3 separate regions of the Homo sapiens genome follow, and regions 1 and 3 are each linked to region 2. A link is a contact called in ENCODE Hi-C or POLR2A ChIA-PET data. All regions are on one chromosome and are shown on one strand. Each heading gives the region's core, a stretch centred on a gene start or an enhancer-like site at or near the end of the contact. The rest is flanking DNA. Distances are from core to core; before and after follow the strand shown.

What was found. A loop is a pair of places that touch in the nucleus more often than their neighbours do. ChIA-PET counts read pairs that join two places held with the same protein, here RNA polymerase II (POLR2A). Pooled maps may share reads with other maps.
Region 1: a loop to region 2 is called in a map of posterior vena cava, with 1.9 times the contacts of the local background. The contact joins two enhancer-like sites. A Hi-C loop is called at or near these places in 1 of 168 maps with a recorded cell type or tissue (posterior vena cava) and 1 of 50 pooled maps. POLR2A ChIA-PET finds 5 or more read pairs at or near these places in 2 of 52 experiments (PC-9 and Panc1).
Region 3: a map of IMR-90 shows a loop between it and region 2 (2.5-fold over the local background). The contact joins two enhancer-like sites. A Hi-C loop is called at or near these places in 19 of 168 maps with a recorded cell type or tissue (HepG2, IMR-90, Right ventricle myocardium inferior and 9 more) and 18 of 50 pooled maps. POLR2A ChIA-PET finds 5 or more read pairs at or near these places in 6 of 52 experiments (AG04449, AG04450, BJ and 3 more).

What each region holds. Positions count from the first base shown.
Region 1 is chr2:237,352,411-237,356,524 of GRCh38, forward strand. COL6A3 (collagen type VI alpha 3 chain) reads right to left here. Exons shown (of 44, transcript NM_004369.4): 24 at 2,489-2,524; 25 at 931-993; 26 at 112-174. Among named protein-coding and RNA genes, the nearest start is that of COL6A3, 60 kb to the right of the region's middle. Within about 2 kb of position 2,706, at least 4 of the 41 ENCODE cell types and tissues checked have a DNase peak (open chromatin) inside an H3K27ac peak, as active enhancers do.
Region 2 is chr2:237,313,358-237,317,463 of GRCh38, forward strand. No RefSeq gene overlaps it. Among named protein-coding and RNA genes, the nearest start is that of COL6A3, 99 kb to the right of the region's middle. RefSeq lists enhancers at 1-3,273, 1,873-2,473. Within about 2 kb of position 2,019, at least 26 of the 41 ENCODE cell types and tissues checked have a DNase peak (open chromatin) inside an H3K27ac peak, as active enhancers do; they include IMR-90, ascending aorta, gastrocnemius medialis and 3 more, where a contact is called at or near this core.
Region 3 is chr2:237,278,019-237,281,976 of GRCh38, forward strand. No RefSeq gene overlaps it. Among named protein-coding and RNA genes, the nearest start is that of COL6A3, 130 kb to the right of the region's middle. Within about 2 kb of position 1,538, at least 11 of the 41 ENCODE cell types and tissues checked have a DNase peak (open chromatin) inside an H3K27ac peak, as active enhancers do; they include IMR-90, ascending aorta, gastrocnemius medialis and 3 more, where a contact is called at or near this core.

The DNA.
Region 1 (4,114 bases), core at 1,456-3,955, 40 kb after region 2:
AGCTAAAGGGAGGTCTGTCTACAATAGCATCATCCGAGAAACTCTCTCAGCCTGCTTGGCAATGTGCCCTCTGTTCAGCTAGAGAGGGGGCTGGTATTAGGACAGGCTTACCCGAGGTCCAGAAATGCCTTGTTCTCCTATCAGCCCTGGAGGACCAGCAGGACCAGCTGGGCCCTGAGGAAGGAAAAGACCATCGTGAGTGCTAATGAGGTGACTTTCCATGAGAAGCCTCTGCATGGCATCTGCCCATCCCACAGGGCCTGGAACCTCACTTCTGCTGGCCAAAAACGGCCACCAAAACCCACAATTATCCTGTCTTAGCTGCAGTAGCAGCTGCCTCAATCCAGATCGTGAATAGGCAAGTGAGCTTAAAATGTATACAAGCAACAAGCATTCAGACAAAAACGTGTAGGAGAATCTTCACAGAAGCATCATTCACAATTGCCAGAAGATGGCAACAACCTAAATCTCCATCAACCAATGAGTGGATAAACAAAGTGTGCTGTAGCCACACAACAGAGTATCCTTCCATCATGTAAAGGAATGAAGTGCTTCTACATGCTGCAATGTGGATGAAGCTCAAGAACATGATGCTCCGTCAAGCCACACACACAAAGCTGCCTAGTAAATGATTCCATTTATACAAAATATCCATAGTGGGCAAATCCATAAAGAGAGAGAGATTAGTGGTTTCCAGGGACTCGGGGTGGAGGGTGATGGGGAGTGACTGCTAATGGGTACAGGTCTCCTTCGAGACTGTGTTTTGAACCTAGATAGAGGTGATGATTGCACAGCATTGTGGAAGTACCAAATGCCACTGGATTGTTCACTTTAAAATGGTTAACTTTCCGGATATAAATGCCACCCAATCATTTTTTAAATGATTTGTGAAATATCAGAGGGCACACAGTCACACACGGAAGCACTCACCTGTGCACCTCTGGTCCCCTGCTCTCCCTCAAAGCCCGGCTGGCCAGGACCGCCCTTGTTGCCCTTTGAAATAAGAGAAGATGCAGGGAGGAGTCAGGATGGTTCCTGTCAATGTCAGCTCTTTGCTCTACAGTCATTTCTGGGCCAGGGACTTGGAAAGCAACCAGGGAAAACTCAGCTCTTCCAGAGGTAACAGATGATCAAAGCGGTAACCCCAGGTGAGACACTGAGCACAGGAGCCAGCTGTCTCCCTGCACTTCTACAATTGTTCCTCACTCTTGCCTCACCTCTCCTCGGACAGCTTTGTGAAACAGGGATCATTTAGACCTAAAGCAGAGGACCGAGACACCGGGAAGTTGCGGGTTGCTGATGGCCAGATAGGTGAGCACGTTCTGGAAGAGGCGCCCGCCCGGGACACTACTGCCTCAGTCATGTTTCCTGCACTTGGACCCCAAGTCCCCACTGGGCACCATTTTCTCTAGACTCTGCAGAAGAGGCTGTTTAAGGAGACGGCTGACAGAGCCTCGGGAGCCAGAACAGCCCAAGGAGGATGAAAGAAAAATAAATCTCAGAACCCCAAAATCGCTAAGCCAAAGGGAAAAGTCAAGCTGGGAACTGCATCAGACAGAGCTGCCTCCCATTCTATTCTTAAATAAGATAGCTACAAAGAATTTTTTTTTTTTTTTTTGAGATGGAGTTTCACTCTAGTTGCCCAGGCTGGAGTGCAATGGCATGATCTTGGCTCACTGCAACCTCTGCCTCCCGGGTTCAAGTGATTCTCTTGCCTCAGGCTCCTGAGTAGCTGGAATTACAAGCTTACAAGCATGCACCACCACGCCTGGCTATTTTGTATTTTTAGTAGAGACGGGGTTTCTCCATATTGGTCAGGCTAGTCTCGAACTCCCAACCTCAGGTGATCCGCCTGTCTCAGCCTCCCAGAGTGCTGGGATTACAGGCATCAGCCACCGTCCTGGCCAGATTTTTTTTTTTTTAAGCTGAATACCTCCCTCACATTCTGCCCACAGGGAAATTCCTTGTGGACAAAGGACAGACAGAACTGAAAGTCATCCCTCTGCTCATGGGAGACAAAGGCATATCCAATTGCTTCCTTCGCCCTGTTTTTCACTAAGCCTAACTAAGGCATAGGTGACTGTTCTGGTAAACTGTGTATTCAGTGAAAGGCTAATCAGAGACTCAAAAGAATGCAACCTTTTGTCTCTTATCTACCTATGACCTGGAAGCCTCCTCCCCTGCCTCGAGTTGTCCCACCTTTCTGGACCGAACCAATGTACATCTCACACATATTGATTGATGTCTCATGTCTCCCTAAAATGTGTAAAACCAAGCTGTGCCCCGAACACCTTGGGCAGGTGTCATCAGGGCCTTCTGAGGCTGTGTCACGGGCATGTCTTTAACCTTGGCGAAATCAACTTTCTAAATTGATTGGTATCTGTCTCCGAAGCTTTGGGTTCACAGGAGAGAGTGTTTTTCACTCCTGGGCTGGGCGGCATCTGGGCTGTTTGAAGAGAGTCTCCAGGGGGCACTGCATGAGGCTCACCTTAGCTCCGGGGGGTCCCCTTCGGCCAAAGCCACCCTGTGGAAGAAAAAGTCCCACAAACTGTGAGGGGGAGCATGGGACGCTGGGCATGGGGCCTAGAGCTCTTTCAGACTTCACCCTCTTATTCTGCGGTTACTCAGGGGAATCTTCCCAAGCACCCACATCGTGCCAAGAACCAGAAACCACACCTCATCAGCCCTGGGGAAACTCGCACACACAGACACCCTTCCTCCACCCTCATCCGGGTGAAGTTTTGCTTCCTTGCTGCTCCTGTTAATCACCCAATGGAAGTTTTGAGAATTACTGCAGACCTGCCAAGCAAAATAATGACTCCTTTTGGCTGCACGATCCCAGCCAGTTTCAAATGAGGAATGTGAAAAGGGAATGTCAACCTGTCTATTTTTCTTCCACCTTCCCAACTGTACTGAGAAGTCATGAAATACATTAATTATAATGGAAGGGAGTCCCAGGTTCTCCAAGTGATCCCGGCCAAACACAACACACACTCGGTTAAGTAAAATATCTGAAGCACACACATGTGCACCTAAACGTCTCGTGTACTTAGGTAGGGCTCACGACTTGGCAACATCTTCCTGGATGCTCCAGAGGTGACCTTTAGTTCAAACATGTGGGCTTACTTCACAAGTAATCCATTAATTTCCACCTCAAAATTGTTTCCTCAGCAGTAGAAAGGTTTGGGGTGGGACTTTATGAATGTCCCAGGCGGTCTTTGCAAAGTTAGGGTTGGTGTTGCAGAGGCTGTGACCGACTAGCTCTGTTGTGGGGCTCAGTCATCTGCTACATCAACCTAGGAACCTCACTCTCCACTTCCAATGGACCAGCCCAGTGATCTGCGGTGACCAGTTTGCCATTATTCGCTGTAATGCCACCTGCTTCAGCGGAAGATCTTGGCCACCTTCCATGGAAAATTTGAGACAAGGGGACACTGTTCTCCTCTACAAACCAACAATCTGGCCTGGCCCCTCCCAAAAGAGACATGCTAGAGTTCCATGAGAGTCCAGCAGCACTCAGTGATACATTGCTCAGGCCAGAGGCCGCCTGCGGAGACTCTAGAAAGGGGATGTAGGCATGCTGAAGCCCAGTGGGAGGGACACATTTCAGCTTGGCCTGAGCCTGGCACTGTGGTCCTAAGGGAAGGGATAGCAGGCCATTAGACCACAAAAGGAAGAACTGAGTCCTCAAGAGCCCGTGACTGAAACCGAATTCAAATCCAGTTTCTACCTTGTGTGTAGAATTGAAATTAATTGTATGAACTACTCAATTTTAAGTCATTTCATGAAACCAAGTTTTGGCTCTGCTCACACGCTGAGTTGTAATAGCCCATTGTAACATTTGATGAGTATTTCTTCTTTTTCATTATATAGCTTCTTTTTCATTATATAGCATTATTCAAAAATAATGCTCACTTCCAAGCAGTTGATCCAGGTCTTTACAATTTATTAAAAATAAATAAATAAATAGTGCTCAAACATTTTAAAATGATATTTTCAAAATTTCTATTTTCTTCTGAATTTTCAAAGCAAAATGATGCCCATAGTCCATCAATTTGATTTTGGTGAGTCGCTCCTTTTGAAAGCCCCTCACCCCAGCGAACTCTACTGGCCC
Region 2 (4,106 bases), core at 769-3,268:
AAGCCTTCACATCTCTCTCTCTAGACTGTTCACGTCCTCCCTGCTCCACTTGACATAAACCTAATAGTTCATTATAAGGGAAAATGGAGAGTAGATTGTCCTGGATACTGAAATGCAATCATGTCCTCTGCTTCCTTAAACACTTAGTCAATGTTCCTCCCTCTGTGCTGTCTTAAACATAAACTCCTTTGTATGACAGACAGGGCCCTTCAAGACCTATTTGTCAGCTATCAGCCCTGCCAGATCTCCACTATCCCAGGAAGGGCCCCAATGACAAAGCTCATGCCCCCTAAATAATCCCCTCTCTCCAGAGACGTCAAGTGTTTGCACGTGCACAAGCACTCACCGTGCAGAAACGTCTCATCCTTTCAGCCCTACTGAAATGCCAGCCCTGCTACTCAGTCTCCCCAGGTGCTGTTGAGTAGACGTGAATGTGTTTCTCCTCAACTCCCAGGCTTCACCCTCACCTCAATTGGAACAAATATTATCTTGTCTTTACTTGCCTGTGCATCTGTCTCTCAATGCTATTTAAGAGCAAGGGCCAAGATTTTTCATTTTCTTATCCCCACTGCTTTTCACAGTGCGTGGTTCACAGAGGGTCTCTTGATGGCACGCATGCCTTCATCAAAGCTCCTATCATTTTGCACAGCAGTCATTGTTTATACATCTGTTTCCCCTGCTAGGCCAGAGAGACAGAAACTCTAATGCATTCATCCTTGTGGATGCACATCCCATAGCACAGACCATTGCTTGCTAACTACACACCAAAATGGTTACCAGACATTAAAACTTACACGTACGCCCGTGCCAGCATGATTGTTCTTGGATCTGCTTGGATTTTTTAATTACCAGATAGGATGATGACCAGTATAGGCCAAATCTCCAAGGCCAGTTGGAGCTGGAGGACCTGGTCTGAAGCATTCCTTCTAGAAGCTCCTTTCTTCAGGCTCTCCATTTATGGAAGCTTCCTCGGCATCTGGTGCCTAATAAAGCTTGGTCTCCTCTTTCCTCATGGCACTGGTTCAGCAGCACATCCAGAACGCGCATCTGCATTGTGTCAAGAACTCTGCTTATTCTTCATAGAAACAGGCTACTTAACACAACCGGACCTTCAGACAACTCCGGCCACTCTCACGCCGAAACACCTATGCATTCACTATAAAACCTAGGTCTGTCATCTGTACAGTCTTTCTGTTGGGGTCACATTCAATGATCTTTTGGTCAAGGGCAAGGGCATTCATTCCCAGGCCAGATGAAGCTTTGCGCAGCACTCTACAGAAGACCAGACACAGAAACATGTACTTAGAGGTGCATTTAACTCAGTGCCTCTAAACCAGAGATTGCAAGCTGGTGGCTCAAGGGCCAGAGTTGCCCAGAAGACGTTTATTTGGCAGGAGTGTATTCAAGTCTTCAAACCCCAATGCCTTTAGAATGGACACCTCTTCCTTATTTGCCTCAAGCCCCAGCAGTCCCTAGTGCTTTGCTCCTCCTCTGCCCAAGAGACCCACCCAGCCCTTGAAGACACAAGACTGTGACTCCACCTAGACCAAGTATGCTCCGTGAGCTCCAAAAGGACCCCAAGGGACTGAGGCTGAGGGGGGTCTCTGAGCCACCATCGCAGTGGCTGCCCTGGCTGCCAATACATCCCCTGTTATCACACATTCAACCCACTTTGAAATTGTCTAGTGAGAATCCCACTCCTGCTCCTGGAGCCTAAGGAGGCCTAAGCCTTGTGCTCAGGGAGGTCACAAAGGGAGTGACCCCGAGAGGCTCCAGAATGGTGCCCTTTCTCTGTACATCAACAATTAATTTGGGTTGGGGTTTGAGTAACAACTTCAGCCAAACAAGGGAATCAGCTGAGTCCTGATGAGGCTCCGCAGACAGTGCCTCCACTTCCACAGAAGACAGCCAGGCTGCGCGGCAGAGCCTGCTGAGCTGCACCCCGCTATTTTTAGTGCTGCTCTCTGCCACGCTGGCGAGGCTGTCCTGCTCAGTGGCAGGCAATGCGTTCCATGTGTGCAGGCTGGAATGCAGCGGCTGAACCAAGGCCAGCAGCAGAGCCTGTTTCCTTAAAAGGCAAGAGAAATTCAGATCACATGGCCACAGGGACAGGAGCATGGATCCTGGGACAGGAACGGATTTCCATCCTAGAGAGCTCTTCAGGGGCAAGTGAACTAACAGAGATCTGCTTATGAACGTGCTGTAGGTGAAAATGGATTTTTATATTGAAATTCAAATAAGTACAGGGATTTGAGCCGATTGTTCCATTGCATTCCGGTCGTCTCAGGAAAAGAGGTCCCTGTGTGATTTATTTGTGGCAGAGACCCTAGAGCCACTCATATAAATTCCCCTCAGACACTGACTTCACAAATCAAAGCTGTTTGGCCAGCTGGTTACAGCCTGATGTTAAGCAGACTCAGGCCTCAGCTCAAGCTTCTCCCAGGGCAACCTCGTGGAAAGAAACAGTTTTCTGAATATATTCTAAAACAGACTAGAATAGAATAGAATAAAACAGAATTAGAATATATTCTAATTTGAGACCTTTATTCTGAATATCATTAAACACGCATAAGTTTTTTCTGGAAACGGTTAATATTTATCTTTCTTATCCTGAAGTTGCATCTTACACTGAGTAGCATTCGTTCCCCCGCCCCATGAGGTGGGAAATTCAACAAACGACTCATTGTGTATAGATAAGGGCCAGGCAATCTATTGCCAAAGTCCTCTTTTGCCTCACAGAAAAACAAAGATAGAGACACTCTTGAGGTCCTTCTGCACAGCCCTAAACTTGTACTCAATCTTCGTACTGTTTTCCAAATCACTGTCTTAGGTCACAAGCATTAGACCTGGCCCAGGAATTAATGAAGGCCACCAGCAAATGAAGAAGACAGGAAAAAAGTGTGGTTAGGATGATGGGCACAGACCCCCAACATTCAAATCTAGACAGTCAGCAAAGTCATGTCTAGTTGAGGCAGTCAGGTTGACAGTCACATAAGGACCCAGTTTTCCTGTCCCACAGTGAGGAAACCACAATAGACTTTACGTGTCATTAAGTCTTATTACTTTAAGTGCTTCCCTTAAACAAAAACTAGAAAGCTTTGTTTCTGTTGTTTTGCCTCTTTTGGAAACTGTCAAGGGAGTTAGTAGGGAAGGTGATGCCTATACCTATGCCTATATAGGGTGAACTACAGACTCTTAAATGTCACTGATGACTGTGTGTCATGGCTGCATACACATGAACTTATACGGGAGCAGTGATGAACGCAGTCCTCCCATATCCTCCCCACCACAGCCCTCAGGTTCCCGCGTCTCTCCACAGGGGTGGGCTTAATTAACCTAACAGGGGTTCCGGTTGTTTTTGTTTTTTGTTTTTTGTTTTTTTGACGAAGTCTTGCTCTGTCACCCAGGCTGGAGTGTAGTGACATGATCTGGGCTCACTGCAATCTCCACCTCCTGGGTTCAAGTGATTCTCCTGCCTCAGCCTCCCAAATAGCTGGGATTATAGGCATGCACCACCACGCATGCATGGCTAATTTTTGTATTTTTAGTAGACGGGATTTCACAATGTTGGCCAGGCTGGTCTCAAACTCCTGACCTCAGGTGATCCACGGATTCTATTCTTATTCCCAACATTGGCTTAGAGGCATGCAACCCATTTCCAACCAATGGACTGCCAGGGGACATCTGCCAGGGAGCTTTCTGGAGAAAAGCCACAGAAAGGATGGTCTTCCTTCTTCCTTTAAATATCATTGTGTCCACATGAGACTTGTTACTAGCCTAAGAGTGGGGCCCAAGCTGAAAATAGTCCAGAGAGATGGGAAAACCTGGGTCCTTGATGGCATCTTTGACTCCTCCCACAGCCTGTGCTCTGGATTTCTGTGAAATGGGGACAACCAGTGACTTCGTGATCTAAGCCAATGCGAGATGGGGTTTCAGTTCCTGGCTGCTGAGAGCATCCTAACTCACTACATACCACAGCCCCAAGAATACTCTCTCCTTCCTGCTCTCTGTTTTCTAAACCATGAGCAGCATTCAGCACAGGTGACTGCTCTGTTCATTTTGACACAGCTTCTGCCAACGCTGTCCTTGCATGACACCTGTCTCTA
Region 3 (3,958 bases), core at 288-2,787, 36 kb before region 2:
AAAAGCTGAAGATTTTTATTGTTAAAGGTGAGAGTAATACAAACTTAACAAATTCATCGTATCTGTTGAAACGGGCTCACTTTTTCCAGTTTGTTCAGTGAACTAAATTAAGGGAGGAAACCACCCCTCATATTGTCTTATGCCCAATTTCTGCCTCCAAAGAAAGAAGAAGTAAAAACTAAAAGGCAGAAATGGAATCCACAGGCAGACAGCCCGGCGCCGAGCCCTGGGCCTGGTTAAAGATCGACCCCTGACCTAATCGGTTATGTTATCTATAGACTCCAGACATTGTATGGAAAAGCACTGTGAAAATCCCTGTCCTGTTCTGTTCCATTCCGTTCTGATTACCGGTGCATGCAGCCCCCAGTCACATACCCACTGCTTGCTCAATCAATCACAACCCTCTCGCGTGGACCCCCTTAGAGTTCTAAGCCCTTAAAAGGGACAGGAATTGCTCACTTGCGGAGCTCGGTTTTTGGAGACGTGAGTTTTGCGGAAGCTCCCGGCCAAATGAAGCCCTTCCTTCTTTAACTCCGTGTCTGAGGGGATTTGTCTGCGGCTTGTCCTGCTACAAAATTACAAAGCTTCGCTCTGGGGTTTTGATTGTTCCATTTTGCTCTGACAACTCTGACTTGACTGCTAGGCTTTCTGAGTGATGATCTGATTTTTAAAGTCCCTTAACAGGATATGAATCTTGTAGTATTGCATTATAATTGCTAACAGGCTGCCTGGCTCGGCTTGAGTTAAGTTGCAACTCGTTTCCAAAGGAGGCAAATGAGGCCAGTGCCCGGGAGCATAGCCCCAGCATGGCTGCCAAAATGCTGACCAGTGATTCATTTTATGACCTACCTTCAAGCAAGCAATTTTAAAGAAAGAGGGATGCCTCCTGCACTATCGTTTTGAATATAACCTAGTCACATTCTTTCAGAATTGTTTTGTAGTGTATTTAAATATGGAAAGAGCCTTCGCTTCATAGCACATATTACATTTGTAACCTGTATTGGCATACCTAAATCCCAGGCCCTTTGCTGTAACATTTTTACTTTAGATTGGAGCTGGGGAACACTCTCATTTTATCTCCTGCTGCATCTCAGATGTGAAGGCTCTTTGGGCTCCACCATTACCTCCCTGGCAGTCCACCCTGCACCATAGCAACAAGCACATGTGCTCCCTCCAAGTCAGGGGACACCAGGCAGGATGGGGAGAGGGAGGTGAGAGCAGAGACGGACCTGGACTAGAGCTGGCAGGGCTTTGCTGTGAATAGGATGGAAGGCTTCCCACTCTGGGGAAAACCGGGAGAGCATGGAGTCATGGACGCTGGGAGAAGAAAGGTTTTAGAGGAGGCCAAGGGTACTAAAGCCCACCAAGGGTAGCTTAGGTAAGATGAGGACAGAGTCACAGCATGGAGCATACTGATGGTGGGGCAAAAGGACATTTCCGTGGGGTCAGAGCCTGATGACAGCAGTTTATAGAGAGGCTAGAAGGAGGGGTTTGGCTGAGACATAGAGCTGAGAAACGAGAGGGAGCTGGGTAATCTGTGGAGTTCAAGAAGCTTGCTGGTGGTGGTGTTTGTTTGTTTTAGGACGAAAGCTATGAAGGAGTATGTGGCTGATGGGAAGGACACAGAAGACAGATGCTGATGCTACAAAAGACGGAGACACTTGTAGAGTCAAGGTGCTTAGGAGACAGAGGGAGACGCAGAACACAGGTTGGGGGTCTGCATTTGGTGGCAGCAGGGACTCCGCTGCCAGGTGAAAGGGGATCCATGGAAAGAGACAAAAGGTCTATGGCTTGTTGGGGACAGAGGACACAACGGAAGCCAGCAAGCCAAAGCCCCTCATTCCAAACACCAGCTTTGGAGTCCGTACAGGGCTGGCTGTCCACATGGTCATCTGTTCTCAGACAAAAACTTCACTACACATTGCAGAAAAAAATAAGAAGTGAACTTTGTCCCTGTGATTTCTGCTGTCCCCACTCATTGACGGTCTGTTGGAACCTTGGGCGGAGTCTTGTCTGCATTTCGCGTGGGCACCTGCAAAGAAGCTCGTGACATGGTGGGACCCCAGTGACACAGAGCTGCAGAGTCTGGACTGCAAAGGCCTTCACCCTCAAAGTCGCTCATTCACAGAGTGGGAAACTGGAAGAGCGGGCCAAAACGAACGGAATGGAATTTTAAAGGGATTGATGTAAATTTCTGCTCTGGAGTTTTTTTTAAAATAAACGTTATACATGTTTGGAATGAAGGGAAACAATAGCCAGCTGTGTACGTGTGGGAGCCGATAGGAGTCGGGAGGACACAAAATTAATACAGTAATGAAAATGTCAGAGACCAGCCCCATCACCCCACAGTATATCAAATTTCCCCAGTGAATCATCTCGGAGGAAATGCCTTCCGTAGTACCGAATAAAAACCATGAGAGTCAACCGTGGTCTGCAGCTTGTGGGAATTTCTTCAGCCACCCACACCGCTGGTTTGGATGACAAATAAGCCCCCACAGGCCACGCTGAGCCCAGTGGCCACTTGAGGCTGCTTAGATCTGTCTCGGCTCTGAGGACCTCCCTCTGGAAAATGTACATCCTGTGCACTTGAATTTACTGAAACTTCTTCATTTTAACGTTGTAATCAAGGCCAATCATTTTCATGTCAATTTTTTAAAAACCCCATCGCAGGGAAAACAGGGCTCTGCACACAGGAAATACTCAGAAGCCATGTTTCTACTTAATGGTAAAATAAGGACCAACAATTCTTGTGTTACCAACCTCACCAGGTTTTCAGGTCAAAGGAAATATACCACTGACGTCTTTGCAAATACAGACGTTCCCCAAAAAGCATATTTGGGTTTGTATAACACCTCAATTAACTGGATTAAATTGGGAATGGGTTTCTGGTTAACTGAATTTGTTTCAACCCATGTTAAAAGCTTCCTAAAATGTTTGTTCGCCTTTTTACTTCGGTAACACCATCTGGGGCATCTCTCAGCCCCTCCTGGCTCAGGGGTCAGGCAGGAATGAGTGGAGCTAACCCTGAACGAATATTGGCCCCCTTAATGAATCCACTTCATTTCTGATCAATGCCTCTCCTCTGAGACAAGCTCCATGACGACAGGAACCATGTCTATCTTGGCTTGGATGACAAATCAGCCCCCACAGGCCACGACGAGCTCAGTGGCTGGGAGCCTTGGGGCCCAATACAACGTCTTCGTTCAGAGGGTGTGTAATAAATATGTGTTATGTGAAAAGTTTCCTGATGTTAGTCTTGTTTTAATTCATTTTTCTTCCAAAATAGAGAACAGTTCATAAAATGGATATTCTAATTGGTTTGTTGAAATAATTTAGCTTTACCATCTTTGCACAATAGTAATTATTTTCAAATGGAAAATCAGAATATTCGGAGAATGACCATCTCCCTGTCTACATAAAATCAAAGCACAAAGTGAATTAAAACATTTTAAAAATCAACAGATCCAAACAACCCACACCACAGTTGGAAAACTCAGAGGCTCTCACTGGCTTTGGTAGGACTTGGGTGCTGTTGGCAAGAGTGGGCAGGGAACCGGACGTCAAGGTTTGTCTAGGCAAGAGAAAGTTTGTGTTTAGGATGAAGTAAAGAAAAGTCCAGGACAGGGAGGGATTCCTAGGTGAGCAAATTTTAGAGGCCTAAAGGAAATTATCTGCATCTTCTAACATACTGTCAAATTAGGGAAATTATTGTAACTTGGAAGCAACTGGAAGCAAAGGACAAAAGCCTTGCCCTAATGTGCACGTAAAATGAGTCCTGCCTTAGCTTCTTACTTAATTCCCTTTTGCTAATAAGGCTTTGCTGTAAAATGCTTGTCATTTTGCGTCCAAAATGATCTGTGGCATTGAGAACACCAGCAGTGATGGAAGCGATGAGCCTCTGGTGGAGTCTCTGGCACATTTCCCAAGAGGGCAAATTGAATAGAACTGGAGGCCACAG